Regions from separate parts of the Homo sapiens genome. Here region 2 is linked to region 1. A link is a loop called in an ENCODE intact Hi-C map of the cell type or tissue named here. Cell type or tissue: heart left ventricle. All regions are shown on one strand. Each heading gives the region's core, and the rest is flanking DNA. Links, peaks and the distances in the headings are about the cores only. Region 1 overlaps STRADB (STE20 related adaptor beta). Region 2 overlaps TRAK2 (trafficking kinesin protein 2).

Evidence for each region. Hi-C counts contacts between places; a loop is a spot of excess contacts. Peaks named below come from ENCODE experiments on the same cell type or tissue, not always from the same donor. Only the 100,000 strongest peaks of a DNase experiment are listed, where the experiment ranks them.
Region 2: a loop joins it to region 1, with 3 times the contacts of the local background. A loop is called at or near these places in 54 of 110 quality-filtered maps.

What each region holds. Positions count from the first base shown.
Region 1 is chr2:201,457,759-201,474,972 of GRCh38, reverse strand. STRADB (STE20 related adaptor beta) reads right to left here. Exons shown (of 12, transcript NM_018571.6): 3 at 16,109-16,189; 4 at 4,921-5,020; 5 at 1,897-2,018; 6 at 218-326. Among named protein-coding and RNA genes, the nearest start is that of STRADB, 15 kb to the right of the region's middle. RefSeq lists an enhancer at 9,792-10,291. In heart left ventricle, for the core only: no CTCF peak of the experiment used is centred there; a DNase peak (open chromatin) is centred at 9,341; H3K27ac peaks cover 2,893 bases.
Region 2 is chr2:201,398,138-201,406,137 of GRCh38, reverse strand. It overlaps TRAK2 (trafficking kinesin protein 2), which reads left to right. Exons shown (of 16, transcript NM_015049.3): 4 at 5,044-5,120; 5 at 6,645-6,761; 6 at 7,784-7,993. Among named protein-coding and RNA genes, the nearest start is that of FLACC1, 45 kb to the right of the region's middle. In heart left ventricle, for the core only: no CTCF peak of the experiment used is centred there; no DNase peak of the experiment used is centred there; H3K4me3 peaks cover 342 bases; H3K27ac peaks cover 4,684 bases.

The sequences.
Region 1 (17,214 bases), core at 5,021-13,020:
AAAAGCAGTGGTGGTTCACTGATCATCATACCAATTCTTACTTTTTTCTGCAGACTAAAATTCAACATGTACCAGATATAGAAATATACCATGAAATCTAAAATCAGTCATTAGACTTATAAATTAAATGTGGCAAATCATAAATCTAAAATCCCAACTCATCTATATAATTATAACATCTAGGCTAAGTTAATTTATTTAAAACCAGCATTCTTACCATAGGCCATAAATGGAGAAATAACCCAAAGCCAGCTGCCAACAGTGAAAACTGTCCAATAAGTTGTAATATTGGGATGCCGGAAAAAGTGGGATAGAATCACGGCTTTCTAGGATAAACACACAAGAGACAAGACATTTAAAAACAACTGTTTTTTCCTTATGATGAAAATGGCGGTCGTGGCAGCTAATACTCAAGGGTGCTTATTAGTGAAAGCACTGTTCTTAGTGCTTTTATCTATTTAAATCTCACAACCACTCCACAAAGTATGTGATATTATGATTCCCATTTTTCAGAAGACAACACTTAAAAATAAGTTAGAAAACCTGTCCAAAAGCATGCAATTAATAAAAAGAAGTGGAAGTAGAATGTGAACTTAGTTTCCCTCTAGGGTCATACTCTTAACAACTGTTCTATGTTCTTATCATAAAAACATTTAAAAATACATAAAAATCCCTCTATTGCTACCTCACAGAGAGCCACTGTTAACATTTTGGTATAGTTTCTCCTAGTCTTTTTTTGTTTGTGTAATATACATGTGCACATATAAATATTTTAAGAATTGGGGCCGGGCACGGTGGCTCACGCCTGTAATCCCAGCACTTTGGGAGGCCGAGGCAGGCAGATCACGACATCAGGAGATCGAGACCATCCTGGCTAACACGGTGAAACCCCGTCTCTACTAAAAATACAAAAAGTTAGCTGGACGTGGTGGTGGGCGCCTGTAGTCCCAGCTACTCGGGAGGCTGGGGCAGGAGAATGGCGTGAACCCGGGAGGCGGAGCTTGCAGTGAGCCAAGATCGCGCCACTGCACTCCAGCCTGGGCGACTGAGCAAGACTCCGTCTCGAAAAAAAAAAAAAAAAAAAGAATTGGAACAATATCCAAATAAAATCCTTTCCCCCTTTATATAAAAAATGATTAGTGACGATAAAAATGGTATTATAAGATACCTGAAATGCAATTCTGTCAAAATTTGTTATTCAGAAATTAATTTTGCTTAACTGGATGAAAAGGAAACTGTTTTTGATTTCTTCCATTTCCCTATGTGACTATTTAGGATGGGACTGACTAGGAGTATTGTAAAACTCCAGACTAGCATTTTGAATATGATATTCATTTGAAGGAGCAGCAGTTACCAAAGTTTGAATATATTTGTTCTTTCATATAATGAACCTGGCTTCCAAGTATTCTTTCCAATTCTGTAACTGCATGTTAATTAGAAGAAATCTGTATTTCCCTAACAGAAGAACTATTAGTTTGGGGGAGAAAATTCTTACAGATGTAATCTCCTCAAATAAACATTATATTAAATACAATCACCCCTTAGTATCCATGGAGCATTGGTTCCAGGACTGCATCCCCTGACCGCCTCCTACACACCACCCCATAAATGTACTAAAATCTAAAAATGCTCAAGTCCCTTGTATAAAATGGCATAATATTCGCATATAAGCTATGCACATCCTCCCATATACTTTAAATCATTTCTAGGTTACTTATAATGCCTAATACAATGTAAATGCTATGTAAATAGTTATGCTGTGTTTTATTTGTACTATTTTTTATTGTATTATTTATTTTAAAATATATATTTTCTATTCACAATTGGTTGAATCTGCAGATGTGGAACCAGTGGATACAGAGGCCCAACTGTGTATCATTTTCTTCATATTGTTACCTGTAAAGCTTTCAGGCGTTCTTCATTGCAGTTTTCCAGATTTGTAATTTTTATAGTTACCAGTGTTCCTGTGGGAGTATGCCGTGCAAGATGGACAGAAGTCAAGTTGTCAAATCCTCTTCCTGTAATCAGACATAAAACTCATGTTAGTAACCAAAGAAGAAAAAAAACTGACAATTTAGACATCATCAAAATTGAAAAGTCTTACTCTTCAAAAAGTACTGTTAAGAAAATGAAAAGGCACACTACTGATTCAAAGTATTAATAATACTTATCAAGCAATCCAATTAAAAAACAGGCAGAGGATTAAACAGGCAATCCACAAAATAAGATATAGGAACAGCCAATATGCCTATGAAAAGATGCTCAAGATAGAGAAATGCAAATTAAAACAGTGACACACCATTACATATCTATTATGATGACTAAAATTGTGACTTGATAAACCAATTGCGATATACTCACACAATGGAATGCTACTCGGCAATCCCATCCCCACTCCCAGTCCCTGGCAACCACCAATCTGATTTTTGTCACATAAATGGTATCAAAAAGAACACAGTTGTCAACTTCTTTTGTGTTTAGCTTCTTTCACTTGGCATATGCTTCTGAGACTCATCCACGTTGCTGTATGTATCAGCAATTAATTTCTATTGCTGAGCAATAAACAATTGTATGGCTATACCACAATTTATTTATCCATTTATAATGCTGATGGTGGCTATTAGCTTGTTTTCAGTTTTTGGTGACTATAAAGCTGCCAAAAACATTCCTATACAGGTTTTTAAGTAGACATGTGTTTTCATTTATCTTTGGCAAATATCTGCGAGTGAGATTGCTGGGTCATGTGATAAACATATGCTTAACGTTATAAGAAGTTGCCAAATTGTTTTCAAAAGTGGCTGAATCATTTCATATTCCCACAAACAATGTATAAGAGCTGTCACTGCCTGACATACTCACCAGCATTTGATATCATCAGCTTTTTAAATGTAAAACACCTAGAGTGGCATCTGCTGGCAGCCACCTAATAAATATTAGTTACCTCCCTCTCTCCATGGTCACCAAATTTTGTCAGTTTTATTTTTGAAATGAAGTTAATCTCAAATTCGTCTCCTCCCCTCAGTGTCAGCATCACTGACTTAGTTTGAGCCCTGTCCTGTTGCCCTGGATGTATGCAGTGACTCCCTCATATGCCCTGAATTCTCAGCCAGGGCACACACCAGAATTACTGAGGGAACTACTGCAAAATGCCTCTGCCTTGGCCCTACTCCCAAGAAACCCTGGTTCAGTAGCTCTGTGATGGAATATAGGTGCTGTAATTTTAAAAAAGACACAGGTAATGAAGATGACACTTCTGGTTGTGCATTGCTGATCTACTACATCTTCCTGACTGTTGCCTGAGTTGTTTTAAATTTGGCATTTTATCAATAGCAGGTCCTGCAGCAGCTGAGAGCTTAGATCCTACAGTCAGAAAGATCTGGTTTCAAATCACTAACTGTATGACTCAGAGCCTCGGTATCCTCATCTGCGAAATGGGAGTGGCAAAGGGTTAAAGAAAAAAATACATAATGTTCAGCATAATGCCTGTTAGATGCTATTATTGTCATCATGATTCCACAATGTCTCTCTAGCGGAAGGACAATTCCAAATCTCCACCTTAAATCCTCTGAGTAATAAGGAGGGTAGGTTGTGGAGGCCATTCTAAATCCAACCACATGAAGTCCTTCACAACGTGTTCCAAACCTGCCTTTCCAGATTCATCTCCTACCACTGCCTACTCTCCCCTTGTTCCCACTTGCAGTCACAGAGGAACTATATGGTATTCTCCCCTAACCATCCTTCCTCAGTCATTTACTGAGGTAAACATGTTTTTACCTTTTTAGAATTGGCACCATTTGAAACTCCTTTCTAATTTTGGGGCATTTGCCACTTTGTGTTATTTCAAAAAGGTCAGATCCTTACTCTCCCTTAGTCTCCTTGACCCTGGCATGCGACCTATGCTTGGCCAACTGGAGTACGGAGTGAAGGACAAAGCAGCAGCAGTCGTCAGAGCTATCAGCAGGGGGCCAGCGTCTGGTGGCGGGCAGTACATTCACTAGGCTGCTCCTATTCCACAGTCCTGGTCCTTGTCATGCAGCTTCTCTTGGCTTCTTCCAAGCCTAGTTCTCTAGCCAATAATTCTGTGAGTTAGCAGCACTGTTCAAATATTCCTTTTTCACTTAAGTTAGCCAGGATTGTTTATGTTGTCTATAACAAAACCTATGACTAGAATATCTAGCAAACTCTTCCTCATTCAAGATCCAGCCCCTTTTTGCCATCTCTCTTAACTCCCAGAGGTGGTTCGTTGTATGCTCCATCTTCTCTGTTCCCATAACACTTAGGACATACCTCTACTAAAGTACCCTCCAGTGCATAAAACGAAGCTATATTGTGTCTTCATCTTCCCAGAGATGATGTCAATTCCAAGTGTTCTACCATGCTTTGTTTCCCTAGCACCTAACACAATCACCGGTGTGTAGTGTTTAATAGATGTTTCTAAATATTCAGAGCAAATGTTTCACATATGTAAAGCTATAAACAATAACCCATCCTATTCCACACTTAACTGAAAAAGCTTTCTACTACAAATGATATTTTAGATAAATTTTTAAACTGAGAAGCAATTTAAAGGATTGTGACTGAAAAGATTTAGATGACTTGATTTTACTTCATACCCAGTAGAAATTATACCCATAAAATAGATGCTTCCCACAATAAACACACAAATAATAAGTATTTAGTGTCTTCCTCATCTAAATGTACTTCAATGGAAAAGTAAACGTTCTAGACAGTAATCTTGAAAAAATCTGAGTCATTATTTTAAGATAGACATAAATTAATTGAATCCACTTGACTGACACAATTAGCATCTAGTTTTATGCTGGAGGTAACAACAGAAAAACACTTGCCCACAAAATAATCTTTTTGTCATCAATTTAATTTCTAGCACTGAAGGGTCAATTAGAAATTCAGGATTATTACCTATTTCTACTTGGAGCTCATAGTGAGAAACGTTGGTGGAACATAGTACTTCACTGGCTCTAGTGGATGGACGTGACCAGGAAAGGGTTGGCTCATCAACCTGCATTTGTTTTTAAAGATAAAAACAAAATAGATGAACTTCTTGGTCCCCCTGCCCTAATATAAAACACTGGTGTTATATTTTCAAACACAGAGGTGCTCATTAGGAAGGTACTGCAAGGTGGCTTAAGACACTGTTTTAAGATCTAAAATGAATTTACCAATTGCTCATTGATGTTAGGTAGAAAGCTGTTAGCCTATGGAGAGGGCAGGAAAAGCAGATTTACAGATAGCAAGGAATACTTCCCAGTGTAATTTCCAGTAAAATGTTTAGGAGTTGCGAAGAATGTTAATTCTTCAGGATAGCTGACAAATGTACCAAGCGAAGAGCTGCAGGGACCTGTGAGGGATATTCTATGCTTGTGCTCTTGCTTTAAGCTAGAGCCATATTTCACAAGGTACATGCTCTGCTACTGAAGATGTTAACAGTCAAGGAACAGTTTCCAGACTGCAGCCTATTAAAATTGCTGATGAAGTTTTTTGCAAGATGAATCAGATGGGAGGTCAGAAAGAAAAATCAAAGAAGACAGACCTCCTAAGTGAATGACCAAGTACTGATAGGAGGTCTCATGGTGTGCTTTGGAGTGAGAGTCAGGTTTGCACCTGAATACAGTGACAGTGAAATAACATGGATGTATGAAAAAGAAGCCTAAACTACTGGCTTCATATGATAACCATGAGGGTCTCCCAATGGACATAACTACTCCAAAGGACACTTAGGAGCCTCTACAGACAGATGGCAGGGGAAGGAAGAAAGGGGAAAAATAACATTACTATGTGCTAGGAATTGTGTTAACTCCTTTTCACATTCTTGGCTCTTTTTAATCAAGAGACAGAGATGGAGTTTGAAACAGTGACAGGATTAAATGTTCCCTAAACTTTAAGAGAGCAGGAAAAAAGGAATTATAAACCCATGGCTAAAGATAAATAAGGCTGACTATTGTTCAAGAGGAATGAAAGAATGTAAAAAGAAATTCTACTATACGATTGGAAATAATCCTGATGAGAAAACAAATCAAAATAAAGCAATTTAGTTTCTCTTTTTTTCTGCCTCTTTACAATCTGATGGAAGCAATTCAGTTTCTTTAAAACAGGTAGTCTTCAGATAAACTCAGATTTAATGACCACATAAAAGAGACAGAAAGAACATATAACAGCTTTAAAAATTTTTTAAGTGATATCAACCTGTAAGCCTGTCGGGAAGGCTAGAGATGTAATGAGCTAAGGCTTATAATTCACAGGCTTGGAAAAAAACGGCATAATGTTACTGGGTGATGGACTAAAATCACAACTAATCAGCCTCTATTTTGCTTCCATCTATTCCATTGGGGAATTAGTCTTATTTAAACTAGAAGGGACACATGTTGTAAATAAGTATTCAAAGCTCTAAACAGGTTGTTTTAAGTAGGTTCAAACCTCCAGGCCCAGGGCAATTACACTTAGGATACGAAGTTTGCAACTATGATAGAACTCAGATGAAAAACCAGAATAAAAGTAGCAAACAATGACCCAATTTTCAAAAAGGGAGAAAACTACAAAGGGGCAAGCTTGATGCTGTTGCCCAGCAAAGTCAGAGATCAAATTATTCAATAGGTGAATTATGGGCACTTTAAAAAGCCACATGGTAATCACAAGAAGACAACTCAGATTTACTAAGAGTAAATCATCCCAAACTAACCTCACTTCTCTTTTTCATTTGACCAGTTAGATGATAGAAAGCAAAAATTATGGCAAAGTCCTTGCCTTTGCTCTGTTAAACTTTTTAATGACTTCCTGAAACTGAAAAAGGCTGGCTTGAAAAAAGAAAAAGTATGGATCATGCATTGTTGGGCATAGCTAATTACCAAAAAAAAAAAAAAAAAAAAAAAGAAAAAAAAAAGGCAGGACTCACAATCATCCTGAACAGCTAGAAAACTGGGCCCAGATCAGTAAAATTTTACAAGGATAAATGCAAAACCTTACACTTAAGTTAAAAAAAAAAACAAAAAACCAATAGCCTAAATACAAAATTGAGGATACCAGGTTTATGACTCAGAGGTTTCAGTCAATACCATGACAGAGAAGGTTAAATAAAAGCACAATATTGAGCTACATTTACAGAAGCAAAATTGAGCAGACTGGAAGAGACAAGAGTTTCACTGTATTCTGAAATGATTAGTATCTGGAGCACCATGGATAATTGAGACACCACAATTTAAGAGGGAATTGTAAAATGGTGATTGTAAAATGGTGATGCCTAGAGAAGGCCAACCAAATTGGTGAAGGTTCCAGCAACAATGAAGGAGTTGGAAATATTTAATCTGGAAAAGAAAATATTAAGAATATATATAGTTGCCATTTGCAAGTGGCCAAAAGACTAATATAGAAGGGTAAACAATTGTTCAGCGAGAAGAGCTGAGATCAACAGATAGAAGCTCCAGGAAGTAGATTTCAGTTCCGCCTAAGAAATATGGAGTAACCGGTGCCATCCAAGTGTGGCTCAGGCATCAAGCTGCCTCTTTCCATTATCCTCTCTCCATTGATATATTTGGAGGTTGGACGACCACCATTGACAGTAGTTGAGCTACAGGGAGGTACAAGAACTGGAAGTGAAGAGGGAATGGTCAGCAATTGGAAGGCTAGGAAAAGAAAAGTTTTGATGCCCACAAATGTCTGCTTGCAGCGAAAGGAAGTACTGTGATATGAATTTCAAGTACTTTGACAGCTGTCATTACTTCTCCATTATACATTAAACTGCTTCTAATTATGATTTGGTTTCCCATGTAACTTTTCTATAAGAGTGGATTGATAATACAATGTAAGGGCACCATTTCCTCTGGCACTGGGAGACTGGGTTTGTAATGAGCTTGATTAATGTGGATCTGATACTGAAATATGGCTCCACTCTAGGTTTGCTGACTAAATCCAGTTTATGATCCTAAGAGGCTGAGGAACAGACCCTACATCATAGTTCAATAATCAAGCCAATGAATAGCACTCTGAAGTGTTTTCAGAGAGATCCTGCCAGACTTTTACTTGTGGTGAAACATACCTTTCTGTATGTTTCTATTTTTCTATGATGACTATTTTTCTATGATGGAGCTCTTTTTATTTAAATTTCTACAATGAACTCTCAGAGATATTGTAGAGAACACTCCCTACATTAGTTGAAAATTAGACCAGATGGCCTCTCATGAATCACTGTAATGCTAAAATTGCATTATTTTAAAAAGCATCTCAGCTCAAACATCACAGCCTTTCATTTGCAAAGGTTAACTATAGAAAATGAATTTTCCTACAGATAGAGGGGTTTCCGAAGTTATAGGAGACATAAATCACTTGGAAAACCAGACTGTCCTCCAAACATGATATTTTAACATAAAATTTAATTCTATCTATAAAGTCCAGGCCAATGGAGAACAAGTTGTCCAAAGAAAAGACAACAGATGGTGTTTTACAGCATGACTCAGAGAGCGCACAAGGAAGTTTTTCTAGTCATCAGGCACCAGTTTCCAGCTGGTGTCAACTTACATTATACAACTTTTCCAATTCATTTTTCCATGAGAGACTTCAGATTATGCTTCTGCTTCTCTCACTGAAGATTTTAGTCTAAGTCTACTAACAGAGAGAGATGTGACATTTCAATCCTTAAATTATAAAAAGGCTCCAACCTGAAGGTTTGAAGGATTCAGGTGGCAGCTGTGAACGTTTGCTTAGTTCTAGGCCTCTCTCTCAGTAACAGCATGGAGACAAGAATCACTTTCCTTTCTGCCTCACCCAAAGGGAATTACTTAAATTAAAACTCAGACTGGGAGGGAGGTGGATAAAGATGGCTGAATGGAACCCTCCAGCAATCTTCCCTCACCCTTCAGGAACACCAAATTGAACAACTATCCAAACAAGAAGGCACCTTTGTAAGAATAAAAAATAAGGTGAGCTATCACAGTACCTGTTTTTAACTTCCTATCACTGAAAGAGGCACTGAGCAGGGTAGGAAAGACAGTCTTGAATAGCTGATGCCTCCCCTCCCGCATCCCCCGGGGAGGGAGAGTGCAGTGATTGTGGGACTTTGCACTGGAACTCAGTGTTGCCTGTCACAGCAGAGAGCAACACAGTAAAGAATGCAGCCAGTGCCCAAGGAGGGAGCATTTAGATCAGCCTTAGCCAGAGGGGAATCACCCATCCCAGCAGCTGGAACCTGAATTCCAGCAAGCCTTGTCTGCCACCACAGGCTGAGGCCCTCTGGGGTCCTAAATAAACTTGAAAGGTAGTCTAGGCCATGAGGACTGCAATTCCAGGGCAATTCCTGGTGCTGTGCTGGGCTTGGAGCCAGTGGACTTGGGGGGCCCATGACCTAGTGAGACACTAGTCAGGGCAGCCAAGGGAGTGCTTCTGTCACTCCTATTCCAACCCCAGGCAGTGCAGCTTGTAGCTCCAGGAGATTCCTTCCTTTCCCTTGAGGAGGGGAGAGGAAAGGAAAGAATAAAGAGGACTTTGTCTTGCAACTTGGATACCAGCTCAGCCACAGTAGAATAGGGTACCAGGCAGAGTCCTGAGGCCCCCATTCCAAGCCCTAGCTCCTGGACAACATTTCTAGACACACCCTGGGCCAGAAGGGAAACTGCTCCCATGAAGGGAAGGACCTAGTTCTGGCAGGATCCATCACCTGCTGACCAAGACCTTGCGCCTTGAATAAACATCAACAGTATCCAGGCAGTACCTGCTGTGGGCCTTGGGTGAAACTCAGGGCCATGCTGGCTTCAGGTGTGAACCAGCACATTCCCAACTGTGGTGGCCACAGGTAGAGGCTCCTTCTGGTTGAGTAGAGGAGAGGGGACAGTAAAGGGGGCTTGGTCTTGCAGCTTGGGTACCAGCTCAGCCACAGTAGGCTAGAGCACCAAGCAGACTCCTGGGGTCCCTGATTCCAGGCCTTGGCTCCTGGATAGCACTTCTGGACTGGCCCTGGGCTAAAGGGTAGCCCACTGCCCTGAAGGGAGAAACCCAGGCCTGGCAATATTCACCACAAGCTGACAGAAGAGCCCTCGGGCCTCAAGTGAACACTGGCAATAGCCAGGCAGGACTCTGCAATGGGCCTGGGACAATGGTGGCCATGAGGAGAGACTCCTTCTGCCTGAGGAAAGGAGAGGGAAGAATGGGAAGGACTTTGTCCTGTGGTTTGGGTGCCAGCTCAGCTGCAGTAGAATAGAGCACAAAGTAGATTCCTAAGGTTCCTGACCCATGGCCCTGGCTCCCAGAAGGCATTTCTGGACCCACCCAGGGCCAGGTGGGGAGCTCACTGCCCTGAAGAGAAGGACACAGCCTGGCTGGATTCAACACCTGGTGACTGAAGAGCCCTTGGTATCCTTGAGTGAACATCCAGCTGGGCAGTGGTGGCTGCAGGCCTGGGGCAAGACCCAGTGCTGTGCTGAGCTTCAGGTCTGACCCAGTGCAGTCCTAGTGGTGGTGGCAACAGGGGTAATTGTGTCACCCCTCGCCCAGCTCCAGGCAGCTCAGCATGGAAAGAGAAACTGTTTGGGGGAAAAGTAAGGGAAGAAAACGAGATTCCCTGCCTAGTAATCCAGGTAATTCTCTCAGACCTTACCCAAGACCACCAAGATGGTACCTCTGTGAGTCTGCAAGAGTCACAGTTTTGCTGGGCTTGAAGTGGTCCCTAATGCAGATAGAGTTACAGTGACCAAAGACTTAGATCACAATACTCAATTCCCTGTGAATACTTGGAAAGCCTTCCCAAGAAGGATGGGTACAAATAAGTTCAGCCTTCAAAGACTATGATAAATACGTAACTCTTCAATGCCCAGACATTAATGAACATCCACAAGCATCAAGAACATCTAGGAAAACATGATTTCACCAAATGAGCAAAGTAAGGTACCAGTGACCAATCCCGAAGTGACAGAGATACGTGACCTTCCAGACAGAGAAGTTGAAATAGCTGTTTTGAGGAAGTTCAACAAATTTCAAGATAACACAGAGAAGGAATTCAGAATCCCATCAGATAAATTTAACAAAGAGATGGAAATAATTTTTTAAAAATCAAGCAAATTCTAATTCAACTGACATACTGAAGAATGCATTAGAGTCTCAATAGCAAAACTGATCAAGCAGAAGAAAGAATTAGTGAGACTGAAGACAGGCTATTTGAAAATACAGAGAAGACAAAAGAAAAAAGAATATGAAAGAATGAAGCACACCTATAAGATCTAGAAAACAGCCTCAAAAGGGCATATCTAAGATTTATCGGCATTGAAGAGGAGGTAGAGAAAGAAATCAGAATAGAAAGTTTATTCAAAGGGATAATAACACAGAACTTTCCAAGCCTAGAGAAAGATATCAATATCCAAGTATCCAAGAAGTTATCCAAGTATCCAAGATATCAATATCCAGTATCCAAGAAGGTTATGGAACACCCAGCAGATTTAACCCAAAAAAGACATTTAACAATCAAACTTCCAAAGGTCAAGGATAAAGAAAGGATACTAAAAGAAGTAAGAAAAAAGAAAGAACATATAAAGGGGCTCCAATACATCTTGCAGCAGACTTATCAGTGGAAACCTTACAGGCCAGGAGAGAGTAGCACAACATATTTAAAGTGCTGAAGGAAAACCTTTTTTTTTTTTTTTTTGAGACAGTCTCACTCTGTCACCCAGGCTGGAGTGCAATGGTGCAATCTTGGCTCACTGCAACCTCCACCTCCCAAGTTCAAGCAATTCTGCCTCAGCCTCCCAAGTAGGCGGGATTACAGGCGTGTGCCACCACGCCCAGCTAATTTTTTGTATTTTTAGTAGAGATGGGGTTTCACCATGTTAGCCAGGATGGTCTCAATCTCCTGACCTTGTGATCCACCCACCCTGGCCTCCCAAAGTGCTGGGATTACAGGTGTGAGCCACCAAACCCAGTGAAAAACTTTCATAGTTTATCCAGTGAAAATATCCTTCAAACATGGAAGAAGAACTTTCCCAGACAAACAAAAGCTGAGGGATTTCATCAATGCCAGACCTCTCCTACAAGAAATGCTAAAGGGAGTTTTTCAATCTCAAAGAAAAGGTTGTTAACGAGCAGTAAGAAATTATCTGAAGGTACAAAACTCACTGGTAATAAATACACAGATAAAAACAGACTATTATAACATTGTAATTGTGGTGTGTAAACTACTCATATCTTTAGTAGAAAGATTAAAAGATGAACAAATGATAACTGCAATACCTTTTCAAAATAGTACAAGAAGATATAAATAGAAACCATAAAAACTTAAAAAACAGGAGGAATGAAGTTAAAGTGTACAGTTTTTATTAGTTCTCTTCGCCTGTTTGTTTTTGCAATCAGTGTCAAGTTGTCACTTTAAAATAACATGTTATGTTATTTGCAAGCCTCATGGTAACCTCAAATCATAAAATCTACAACACATACACACACAACAAAATAAAAAACAAGAAACTAAAACATACTGCCAGAGAAAATAAACTTCACAAAAAAGAAGAAGACAGGAAGGAAGGAAGAGAATACAAAACAAATAACAAAAGCCAGCAGTTAAGTCCTTATCAATCATAACACTGAATGTCAATGGATTAAACTCTCCAATGAATAGACATAGAGTAGCTGAATCGATTAAAAAAAGATTCAATTATCTGTTGCCTACAAGAACCACACTTCACCTATAAAGACACTCATAGACTGAAAATAAATAGTGGAAGAAAAATATTCCATATAAATGGAAACCGAAAAAGAACAGGAATCGATATACACATATATCAGGCAAAATAAATTTCAAGGAAAAACTTATAAAAAGAGACATGGAAGGTCATTATATAATCCTAAGCAAAAAGAACAAAACTGGAGGAATCACATTACCTCACTTCAAATTATACTACAGAGCTATTATAACCAAAACAGCATGGTACTTGTATACAAACAGACACACAGACCAATGGAACAGAACAGAGAACTCAGAAATAAATCCATACTACAGTGAACTCATTTTTGACAAAGAAGCCAAGAACATACACTGGGGAAAGGATAGTCTCTTCAATAAGTGGTGCTGGGAAAACTGGATATTCGTATGCAGAAGAATGAAAGTAGACCCCTATCTCTTGCTATATTAAAAAATAAAATTGAAATGGATTAAAGACTTAAATCTAAGACCTCAAACTATGAAATCACTACAAGAAAAGATGGAGGAAGCTGTCCAGGAAATTGGTCTGGGCAAAGATTAATTGAGTTATACCCCAAAAGTAGAGGCAATCAAGCAAAAATGGACAAATGAGATCACAGCAAGTTAAAAAGCTTCTGCACAGCAAAAGAAAAAACAAAGTGAAGAGACAACCCACAGAATGGGAGAAAATATTTGCAAATTACCCATCTGATAAGGGATTAATAACCAGAATATATAAGGAGCTCAAACAATCCAATTTAAAAAATCTAACAATCTGATTTAAAAATGGGCAAAAGATCTAGAAATAAACATTTCTCAAAAGAAGACATACAGTTCTGGGCACATTGGCTCAGACTGTAAGCCCAATACTCTGGGAGGCTGAGGTGGGAGGATCACTTGAGGCTAGGAGTTCAAGATCGGCCTGGTCAACATAGTGAGACCTCTTTTAATTAGCTGGGTGTGGTAATACACACCTGTAGTCATAGCTTATCAATAACCTGAGGTGAAAGGATTGCTTGAACCCAGGAGTTAAAGGCTGCTGTGAGCTATGATTACACCACTGCAGTGCAGCTGGGTGGCAAAGCAAGATGCCATCTCTAAAAAAAATAGAAATAAAAATAATTTTTTTTAAAAGATGACATACAAATGGCAAACAGGTACATGAAAAAGTGCCCAACATCACTGATCATCAGAGAAATGCAAATCAAAACTACAAGGGAATATCATCTCACCCTAGTTAAAATGGCTTTTATCCAAAAGACAGGCAATAACAAATGCTGGTGAGGATATGGAGAAAAGAGAATCCTCATATGCTGTTGGTGATGATGCAAATTAGTACAACCACTATAGAGAACAGTATGGAGGTTCCTCAAAAAACTAAAAAAAAAAAAAAAAACTACCATATGATCCAGCGATCCCACTGATAGGTATATATCCAAAAGAAAAGAAATCAGTATATTGAAGAGATATATACACATCCATGTTTATTGCAGCACTACTGACAATAGCCAAGACTTGGAAGAAACTTAAGTGTCTATCAACAGATGAATGGATAAAGAAAATGTGGTACATATGTACAATGGAATACTATTTAGCCACAAAAAAGAATGAGATACTACCATTTGCAACAACATGGATGGAAGTGAAGGACACTATGTTAAGTGAAATATGGCAGGCCCAGAAAGACAAACTTCACATGTCACTCACCTGTGGGAGCTAAAAATTAAAACAATTGAACTCATGGAGATAGAGAATAGAGGCCAAGAAGGGGTGCAGGGCAGAGTGGAGATGGTTAATGAGTACAAAAATATAGTTAGATAGAATGAGTAAGATCTAGTATTTGATAACATGACAGAGTGACTACAGTCAACAATAACTTATTATACATTTTAAAATAACTGAAAGTATAATTGGAATGTTTATAACACAAAGAAATGATTTATGCTTAAAGTGATAGATAAACCATTTACCCATTTAGTAATTATTACATATCATATGTCTGTATCAAAATATCTCAGGTACCCCATAAATATATACATCTTCTATGTACTCCAAATTTTTTTTTAAAAAACCCCTCAGATACTACTTCCTATTTTATGAAGAGACAGGTAACCAGAAGACTAGGGTATTAATGAATAAAAAGCCAAATAACAGAAATAAAGACAGCTGAAGATAGGACTGGGGGTTAAATTATAAGCAAAATTAACTGGGATTCACTAATTTTGTAGTGAATAAGGCATTTGCAAGGTAGGTTCCATTCTGTAGTAAAAAATGCAGTATAAAGTACGGAATAAGGAGAGGAAAAGATCCCAAAGAAATATCCTTAGATATATCTAAGATACACGGGAGCAGAACCAAATAAAAAGTGTAAGTGGAAAGGCTTCACAGATACAATATTTGAACCAATTCTTTATGGATGAGGAAGAATTTCAGAGGCAGAAAAGAAAGAAGAGTATCTCAAGTAGAGAATGAAACTAAGACATATTCTACACCAGTAAGAGCCCTCATATTATGCTAATTTAGACTTTATCCCATAGGCTTTAGGAAGCCAATGGAAGTTTCAAAGCTGGAAAGCGATACAAGCAGGCCTGTATTGGTAGCATTACTGAACACTGAACAGATGTGAGTGGTGGGAGAAGACTATGTGTGTGTCTAGGAGCCTAGAGGCAAGGAGTCCACCTGCAAGAGCCCAGGTGAGAGACAATGAGACCTGAGCAGTAGCAGTGCTCATGTGAAGTAGGGGATAGACCCCAGGGCATTTCAGAGACAGATAATAAATATGGGGACAGAGGTAGAGGCCGTGTGAGGATAACTCTAAAGTTTTTAGTTAGGATGACATAGTAGATGAGTTTTCATTAGACAAAGTAGGAAATACCATGAGTTGGTGGGTTTGAAAGAAGATTAAGGTTTTATTCAAACTGAGTAGAGATGCCTTAGAAAAATCCAATTGGAGGTATTCTAGAGACACGTCTGTTGCCCAGGAAAGAGTCTGGGGTTGCAGGTAAAAATCTGAGAAGCATCAGTTCTGCTTGATGCCAGGGTCCCCTCAGGAAACCTGTGGTAACTCCAGGACAATCTGAAATCTGAGCAACTGAAGTCATAGGAACAGGTGAAACTGCTTAGGAAGAGCCACTTTAGGAAGAGCCACTTTAGGAAGAAGAGAAATGGCCAGTTATAGACTCCTGGAAAATGGCAGGAGGAAGAAATAGTAAAGGACACTGTAAAGAAAAAGAAATAGAAGAGAAGTAGGAGTGAATAGTATTACAGAAGGCAAAGTTAGAGCATTCATTGTACTCAACCATTTTTTTTAAAGATGAGATCTCACTATGTTGCCCAGGCTGGTCTCGAACTCCTAGGCTCAAGTGATTCTCCTGCCTTGGCCTCCCAGAGTGTTGGGATTACAGGTGTGAACCACTGCATCCAGCCTAACCATTTTCTTACCAAGTATTGATGGATACTGGTTTCAGACTGTTTTTCAGGTCTGAGTGATTCAACTTGTGTTCTTGAAGTGCAGAAGCAATCCTGGAAGTCAGAAATGCATTATATAAGTGAAAAATAAGTTACAGGATAAGCAGGGGTGGTATGTAGATACAAAAAGGTCTAATGACTACAGTGGGGAAAAGAGAGGAAGGGCAACTTGCAGAAACTTGGAATTGAAGCCAGGATCCACATCATGAGGAACTCAGCATGGGAGAGAAGGGAGAAGTGGCTGGGCATGCAGACAAACTTCATATATGTGAGAATTTTATTTGGTGCTATCACTGATCCTTGCCCTCTTTTCTTGATGTCATAATAATTCATTTTAACTGTTGGTGTTAATTTTTAACTCTGTCTGTCAACATCACTGAGGTTTTCTTCTGAATATTTAGCCAAAGATTATTCTGCTGAATTCATTATAATTATTTTTATTTTGATCCTCAGCTATCTTAAGTATAGAAACCATGTTTATTCACATTAAGCCACATATTGAGTGAAAAAATAATTGTTTTTAAAGGTGATAAACATCTCTAATTATAACTCAAAGCAAATTAAAAGAGACTTACTTTTATTATCGCAATTTACATTTTTCTGCATATTAACCCATGGTTCTATTATTATTTATTGCCAATAAAGAAATGTAACACCTACATGTGATTTATCACATCATCAATCAGTGGGGTGAAGCTGACATACTATTTAGGAAGAAAAAGTATGTCAAAAGAAAAGTATAAACACATTGTATGAGAGGCTTTTATAACAAGATAACTTCAATATTTGAAAAAATTTCTTTCTTTTTTTTTTTGAGACGGAGTCTCAGTCTGTCACCCAGGCTAGAGTGCAGTGGTGCAATCTTGGCTTGATGCAACCTCTGCCTCCTGGGTTCAAGCAATTCTCCTGCCTCAACTTCCTGAGTAGCTGGGATTACAGGCACCTGCCACCACGCCCCGCTAATTTTTGTATTTTTAGTAGAGATGGGATTTCACCATGTTGGCCAGGCTGGTTTCAGACTCCTGACCTCAATCAAGTGTTCCGCCCACCTCAGCCTTCCAAAGTGCTGGGATTATAGG
Region 2 (8,000 bases), core at 1-8,000, 64 kb after region 1:
CCAAAGGCTTTCTTGACGTTTTAGTTTGAGAATTTGCTTGCTTGAGATTTTTCTGGAAAAACATTTTTAGAAGGAACAGTATTTCTTATTTCTAGTTCCCTTTGTTCATTGAGTGTTTAAATTTCTGAGAACTTTCTTTTCTTTTCTTTTTTTTGAGACGGAGTCTCGTTCTGTTGCCCAGGCTGGAGTATAGTGGCACGATCTCGCCTCACTGCAACCTCTGCCCGCCCCGGGTTCAAGCAATTCTCCTGCCTCAGCCTCCTGAGTAGCTGGGATTATAGGCGGGCGCCACTATGCTGGCTAATTTTTGTATTTTTAGTAGAGACGGGGTTTCACCATGTTGATTGGGCTGGTCTCGAACTCCTGATCTTGTGATCTGCTTGCCTCGGCCTCCCAGAGTGCTGGGATTACAGGCGTGAGCCACTGCGCCCGGCCTAAATTGCTGAGAACTTTCAAACTGAAATTTCATCTGGATAAATTTAGTTTGTCATTATTTTGACAAAGCGTCACAGAAAGTGCCCTTTAGTTTATTTGTTCTTTGTGGACCCCTGCAATCAATGTCACTTGAGAAATTGTTAGAAATTCACATTCTTGGGCCCCCTACTCCACCTACAAAATTAGAAACTCTAAGGGTGAGACAGTCATAGCTGCCTGTGTTTTAAAGAGTCTTCCTGGTGATACTGATGCACACACAAGTTTGAGAACCACTGATACAAAGCATTGCCAACCAAAGCAAATGGCCATTTCACAGTGACATTAATTGGAGAATTAAGGAATCGGAGAGAGTGTATAATTTTGCAGATAAATATGGTCATAGAAATTATTACTTCCAATTGGTAGGTATACTTTTCCTCAGGCTCTGCCCTCAAAAATTATTAACCTGTACTGGCAGAAAAGAACATATGACTGATGAAGTTCAGGAAGCATTAACCATAAACCCAGTCATAGAGGTTAGCAGATTTATTTTTCCCTTAGATAAGCTCTCTCCTTCGGTTCCACAAGAGAATTAAGCTATACACCCTAAGACACTTAGCGTTTATACAGTGGATTACCTTATCACCCATGCATCATGTACTAGCTTTGTACAATTCTTGGGAGAATTGAGAAAATTGTCATTCAAATGGTCTGTAGGGCCTGATTCTCCCCTGGAATCCTGTTGAGAAAGACTGCCCTAGATGGTGTGTATCATCAGTTTCTCTCAGTCATTTTGAAGGCAGAAATGTTTGCTATATCGTAGCAGCAAGGGCTGTGGTCACTGCTTTAGGGTTAAAACCTCAAGACCTGCCTGTAGGTGTCAGGAGCTATTGTAGCTTTTACTATGCCATGTGGGCACTGTTTGTGTTTCATTTCTATTTTGTTGTTGTTTTTGTTGGTTTTGGTGTGGGAAAGTTGGAGAGTGCTGCAAGATTAGAATTCTTTTTGAAATTCTATAGTTGTGGTAAAAACTTTAGATCTTGAGAAGGGACATATGAGAGAACTATCAAGCACCATCTCATGTAAATGACAGATATTAGAATGGATTATCATTGGTGTTTCCCATCCTGAAAATAATGTGAGATTGAGCTAGTTAATGTGAAATTATGCAGGGACAGAACATAAAGTAAGGATTAGTGAAGTGCTTATGTATGTTAAACTCCCACCCTGTATTTTCAGGAACATTAGATTCTCCAAACATTACACCAAAAATGTTGAACATTAATTAACAACCTCTGGAAACCAAGTTGCAAAATTGTTCTGTAAAAATATCTATCGTCTCCCTGATGTATAAATACTTTTTTAGAGAGTTAGGGAAGTCTATGTCTGGAAATAAGCAAGGATCATTGCTAATTTCTGTATCATTTAACATATTTTCAACAACGAAAACTGACGGGAAAATAGGTTTTGATAGGATTGATTTTAACAAAGACAACCTGCTTGGCTACCTCTACATTCCTGGCTACAGAATTATGGTGAAGAACTAGTCTGTGGTTTTTGAAGCATTTAATTACAATGTCTAAATGCCAAGACTTTAAACACTTAAGAGTTTTGCCCTGAGTACTTTTGGAATCATTCCAAGCAGCATGTCTTTATCAGGAGTATTGTGTTAAGGAAGAGAAGACAGAACTGATTCCACTGCAGAGAGAAAAATCCATTGTTCTTTTCCATTGGAAAAGGAAAAATCCATTGTTCCTTTCTGTTTTGTGCCTGACATCTTTCTGTGCAACTGAAGAGGCCCAGCCTTTGTGGATTGGTAGTATCTAGGTTGCGCATTCGACATAAGAATTTGAAAATTCTGATTGCACTATCTAACTTTTTTGCCATAACAAATACTTAGGCATTTTAAAGTTCATTTTTGCTTTTTGAAACTTTTTAACAAAGGTTCCTGGGTTTTTGTGGGTTTTTTTTTTTTTTCTGTTTGGAAAATAACATTTGTTCTATGGAAAACTGGCAAAACGCTGAAAAGAAAACAGATCAGCCATAGTCCTTACCCAGAGATAACCACTATTAACATTTTAATGTATATCCTTTCAGGCTCTGTTGAATATAGATATTTATAGATATGCTCACACTTTAAAAAGCAAAATTGGGATCTATGCTGTTTTATTATATAACATGCATTCACAGGTGTATATGCTGGTATTTCATTAGACAAGGTCTTTTTTATGTTCTTAGTGGGGCTGCGGTAGAAACAGCAGCACAGTGGAAAGAGCTCATTACTGGACTCTTACATCATCTGAGTTTTTTCTAATGACCTTGTGAGATGAGCGTTATTATCATCTCCATACTAAAATTCCAGCTTTGCCACTAATAGCTTTCTTCGTGGTCTTGAACATGCCACATAATTTCTCTCAGAGAAGATTCCTCATACAAGAAAGTGAGATCATTAAACTAGATAACTTCTTAAGGTTCAGCTTTAAATTTTTATGCTGTGACAGATGGTAAGCATTTATAGGAAATATTTTTTCATTTTTCCTCACTAAAACATATTTTATTCTAAACATTTCTTCACTGTATTACTGTGTCCTTCATTTTTTTCTTCCCCTTTCATCATATATGACTTGTGGTTCACAGTTGTTTTTATATCCTTAACTTACTGGTCTTACTCCAAGTTAAATCTGCCACTTCATCTTTAACTCTGGTCAGTCATGTCATGTGTTTGTTAAACTCGTTGTATAAAAACTGATTTTAACTGAGCCTATAGGATGCCTGATTTTTGCTTTGGGTGTTAACCCCAGATTGGTGGTTTTAATTCCTGGCTCCAGGTCATTTTCAACACCTGGGAATCTTCTGCATACTACCAGCGCCACAGGGCTCCCTGAAATTAATTAAATCGGAATCTGGACTTAAGAGCCATTGCTCTATATTACATTTGGGTTTACAACCATTGTCTGGTTTTCTGTAATTAGTTTAGAGCATGGATATATTGATTTTATATTTTTCCCATAATTTTGTTATTGAGACCAGAAGTAAAGGAGACCATTCACTGTAAGTATTTGCCTTAATTATTTAATCCTTTGTTCCCGCTATGCTACCAAATTATATTGTGTCTATTCCTTAGGCCCAAAAGTCTGCTTCCCTTATCACTGTGGTTAAATCATTGTTAGTTTCTCTATTTGTAAATATAAATTCTTTTGGAGTACAAATGTTTATTTCTAGCTTTTAAGAAAAGTTTTTATATTTTCAGTTTAAATCTTTTTTAGTTATCTCCAATACCATCAAGCCAGCACTTTGTTTTACTTTTAACTAGGAATAAGGCTATTATTAATAATTAAGCTATAGGTAATTCCCAGATTCATTTTAGTCAGTGGTGCCAGGGAGAAAATAAGCTCAGATAAAAGTAAAACATATCTAATGATATCCCTTCATACTCAGTCGTGGGCACCCTAAAGTGTTAAGATGGGACTATGGAACTATGAATTACTGCCAATTCAGAGAATTTAAAGTCAGAATCATTTCATACCTACCAGTTCTGTTTAAGGAGTAGTAACTATAAACAGTTATATGATACGTAGCAGTTAACGAATACTTTATTGCTTAGTAGATTATCATGTTTGATCCTCTTAATAACCTCATGAGATGTGTTATCACCTCCATATTTATTATCTGAATCTCAGAAGGGTTAAGTGACTTGTTCCAGCTCACTAAAATTTATGAATTCAGCTTTTCTACTCCAAAGCCCCTGTCCTTTTCACACTTCAAGGCAAACTAGTTATAATAAAAGAGTCTAAGTCAAACACAGAATTATGTTCTGCAGTAACGTATCATGTTCAAAGTCAAAAGAGCCCTCTTTTGTTATGCATTATTAACTTTAAGATACTGTTTAGTGTGACTGGAATCATTGGAGTCATATTTGCCCTTCTCTTTTGAACTAAATTATCCAGGTACATTGACAATTCCTGAACTTGTGAAGTGCAGAAATACAGGGCTTGAATTATACAACTAATAATGTAGCATACAATTTATTTTATAGCTGAGACCTAGATGGGAGAAAGATTTTTATACAAGTAAAGGGTTTTTAATTAAGCCTAAAGGAATTATGGTTCATAACAGAACCAGAAAAAGTCCTTCAAATCCTGTTCCTTGTTTACATTAGCTCACATGGTAGATGATCATAGATGGTTATGATAATCACAGCAGAATTCCAATTAAATTCCTTTATAACAGCATAACCCCTCACTGATACCCCTTAGTAACTTTAATTTAGATTAGACTGTAAAGCAATCAGTAATTTAATCCATTCTCCCAGCCAAGATTCTCATAAGTGAGTGGCCAAACTTCCTGTCTTACCAGGGGAGGAGGAGATAGTCAAGATGTGACTGCCTTTTGATCATTTGATACTTTCTTAATTATTGTGTGGTATACACTTCGTTTGTAATGATTGGACTATTTCTTGAGTGTCTAATACATGAAACATTTCTTTTTTTTCACATATATTTTTATTCTCCTGAATGACTTTTTGTAAAAGGCTGGGGTTTTTGTTGTTGTTATCTCTCAATTCTTATTAATATTTAAATTTTTTCATTATTGCTAAAGCCTATAAATAGTTGTTTTTAACTATATTAGTTCTAGGCACAGACAGGGTGGAGCAGATGACCAAAACTTACAATGACATCGACATGGTTACACATCTCCTGGCAGAGGTAGGAATATCTTTTCTTTCTCCAGTACAAAAAGGTAAAACTTGAGGATCATTTGGAATCTATCAAATTTGCACATCAAATGGAAAATGTTGTACGTGCTCTGGGTTATTTTGTATAAGGTTGTTGCTACTGGAACAACTGACATTTCAAAGTAGAATGTTTCCTAAAGTTTATTATTGTAATGCTATACAGGATTTTTAGTTATTTATTTATTTAATGGTGTTGACTTGCCTCCCCTTCCTAGAAAAGCATTAATCTTAAAAAAAAAATCATTTTAAAATAATGCCTGCTGTTACTTACTCTACAGCAGAGCTGCCCATTCAGAAAGCAGTATCATTATCATTGCAAATCAATACCTGCAGTTTGGAGCATCTCCCCTTTTTTACTTTTAGTTTGGGCTGTGATTTGAGCTCACTTTGTCTATGGCATTTTTAATATGTATAGTGTATCTCCTCTAGTTGGCAATCAGTAGAGGTCTCCCTTTGTACCTGTTTCAGTTGATCTTATGGAAGACAGTCTTTCTTTAACATATCCTTCTCCCCTCTCCCCCCAGCTCTCCAGAATGATTTCTATGTATGCCATTTAGCGATTATTTAAAATGAGCCTTAAAAATGTGGAGATAATCCCTCCATTTTCATATGCCTATGGAGAGAAAGGATAGAAGCTTAATTTTATTTATATAATAATTACTGTAAGCAGATCATATATAAGGCAGTGAGATGTATATTGACAGTTTTCTATCCTATAGAATACAGTCTTCACCACTACCACACAGATGGAATTCCTATGCCCTTGCGAAGTATCACTATCTGCCCAGAAATAATAACTCTGGGTGGAAGCCTATTGCTTGACTTTTCTACAGACTTCCCTGCATTACCACCAGCTTCTTGAGACTTCTTTCTTCTCTATACTCTAGGCAGAATCCTGTGGCCTCAAAATTTCCAGTCTTTTATCTCCTGTTTTATTTCATATCATCATTCTTGAACCAGTTGACAACAGAGCTCTTGGCTGCACTTCCCTCTAAGCTGCTGAATGCACATAAGCTTTGCCCTAAATGGAACTCTTTTTTTACATACGTACCTGATCCATATCTTAAATACCTAATTCTGTATCATTACCATGCTTGATACACAATTGCTTTCAACAAATATTTGTTGAGCTTTTACTGTACAGACCCTATCCTCATTTTTAAAGACTATGTTGATTTTCCAATTCCCCAAAATTGTAAGTTTAAAGTTTGGGTTGCTAGACTCTTAATTTACTAGGATGATCAATAAATCTCACTTGATATCAAGAAAAGAGATGTCCTCTTGCATTTAGAACAGTGGTGGTCATCCATTTGACCAACGTTTTAAAGCACTACCTGTGTGCCAGACCCTGTGTTTATTCATTTTAATGAATGAATGAATCTTGATGCTTTCTAGGACGTTGCTTTTGATTTTACCAAAACTGACCACAAAATTTCTGAACTGCCATTTAACCTTGTTTATACTCAAAGAAAAGGTGTATTTGGTATTTTAACAGAGGGATCGTGATCTGGAACTCGCTGCTCGAATTGGACAAGCTCTCTTAAAGCGGAACCATGTCTTATCTGAGCAGAACGAATCCCTGGAGGAGCAATTGGGACAAGCCTTTGATCAAGTAAGCCTTTGATCAAATGTCTGCAGTATGAAATAATTAGGTTTTATGCAATTGAAAATTTATTTTCCTAGGTGTCCCTGAAATGATGGCAATAGATAAATAACACCAGTACTTGTTCACTTTGTTGGTGTCCATTAAACTAATCAGTAGAGAAATTAAATGTTAATTGTACAGAGGAGAACTCACGTAACTACCTTGGTCAACTTAAAGTCTATATTAAGTATCTGTAATACCTGTGGCACCCTGCTTAGATATTAAAACTATCCATACCCTTTTGTGTAGACTTTGTGTGTGATCTTATCTGAAATTTATTTTTAAAAAATAGGTACCCAAATATGTGGGTATCTTTATTCAAAAACCAAACAAAGGAAGAAAGTAAAAAGAAACTTTGAAAATATATTTATTCTATAGCAATAAACGTTTGTAGTGAGAACTGACTTATTATTAACTTGGATGGTTACATTTCAAATTTTCTGTAACTTGTTATTTTTATCTGGTTTCGTTTGTATTTTATGAATGCATTATGGATGATAGCATTTGAGCCTTTAGGTTGAAACTATTTGTTCCGAGAACTAAAATCAGTACTCCTAGGAAGACATGCACAGTGATATACATCTTAAAATTACAAGCCCTTATGATAAGAGTTTGAAGTAGGGATCTATTCTGATACTTTGAAGGTTCTTCAGTTTTGTCATGTTTTCAACTATGAATGTATTATTATCTTACGTGAATTTTTCTCCTATATTCCTATCATATATATACAATAAGAAAATTAGCTTTTCTTCTCACCTAGGAGGGAAAAAAGCTGTACTGTTGAATTAATGCTCTAAAATTGTAACTTAGGAGGTATCTGGGGTTTGTTATTCTCTTTTTAGTACTTGTTGCGTTAGTCAGTAAAACCTAGCAGCTGATTTTGTGATTTTCTTTTGTGATGAAAAATAATTGTTCCATGAATTAGAAGCTATATTGCTATAAATAATGCAAAATAAAGAACATGAAAATCAAGCATTTTATATGGACAGGTTAATCAGCTGCAGCATGAGCTATGCAAGAAAGATGAGTTACTTCGAATCGTCTCCATTGCTTCTGAAGAAAGTGAAACTGATTCCAGCTGTTCTACACCTCTTCGGTTCAATGAGTCCTTTAGCTTATCTCAAGGGTTGCTGCAGTTGGAAATGCTGCAAGAAAAGCTCAAGGAACTGGAAGAAGAGAATATGGCTCTTCGATCCAAGGTACGTT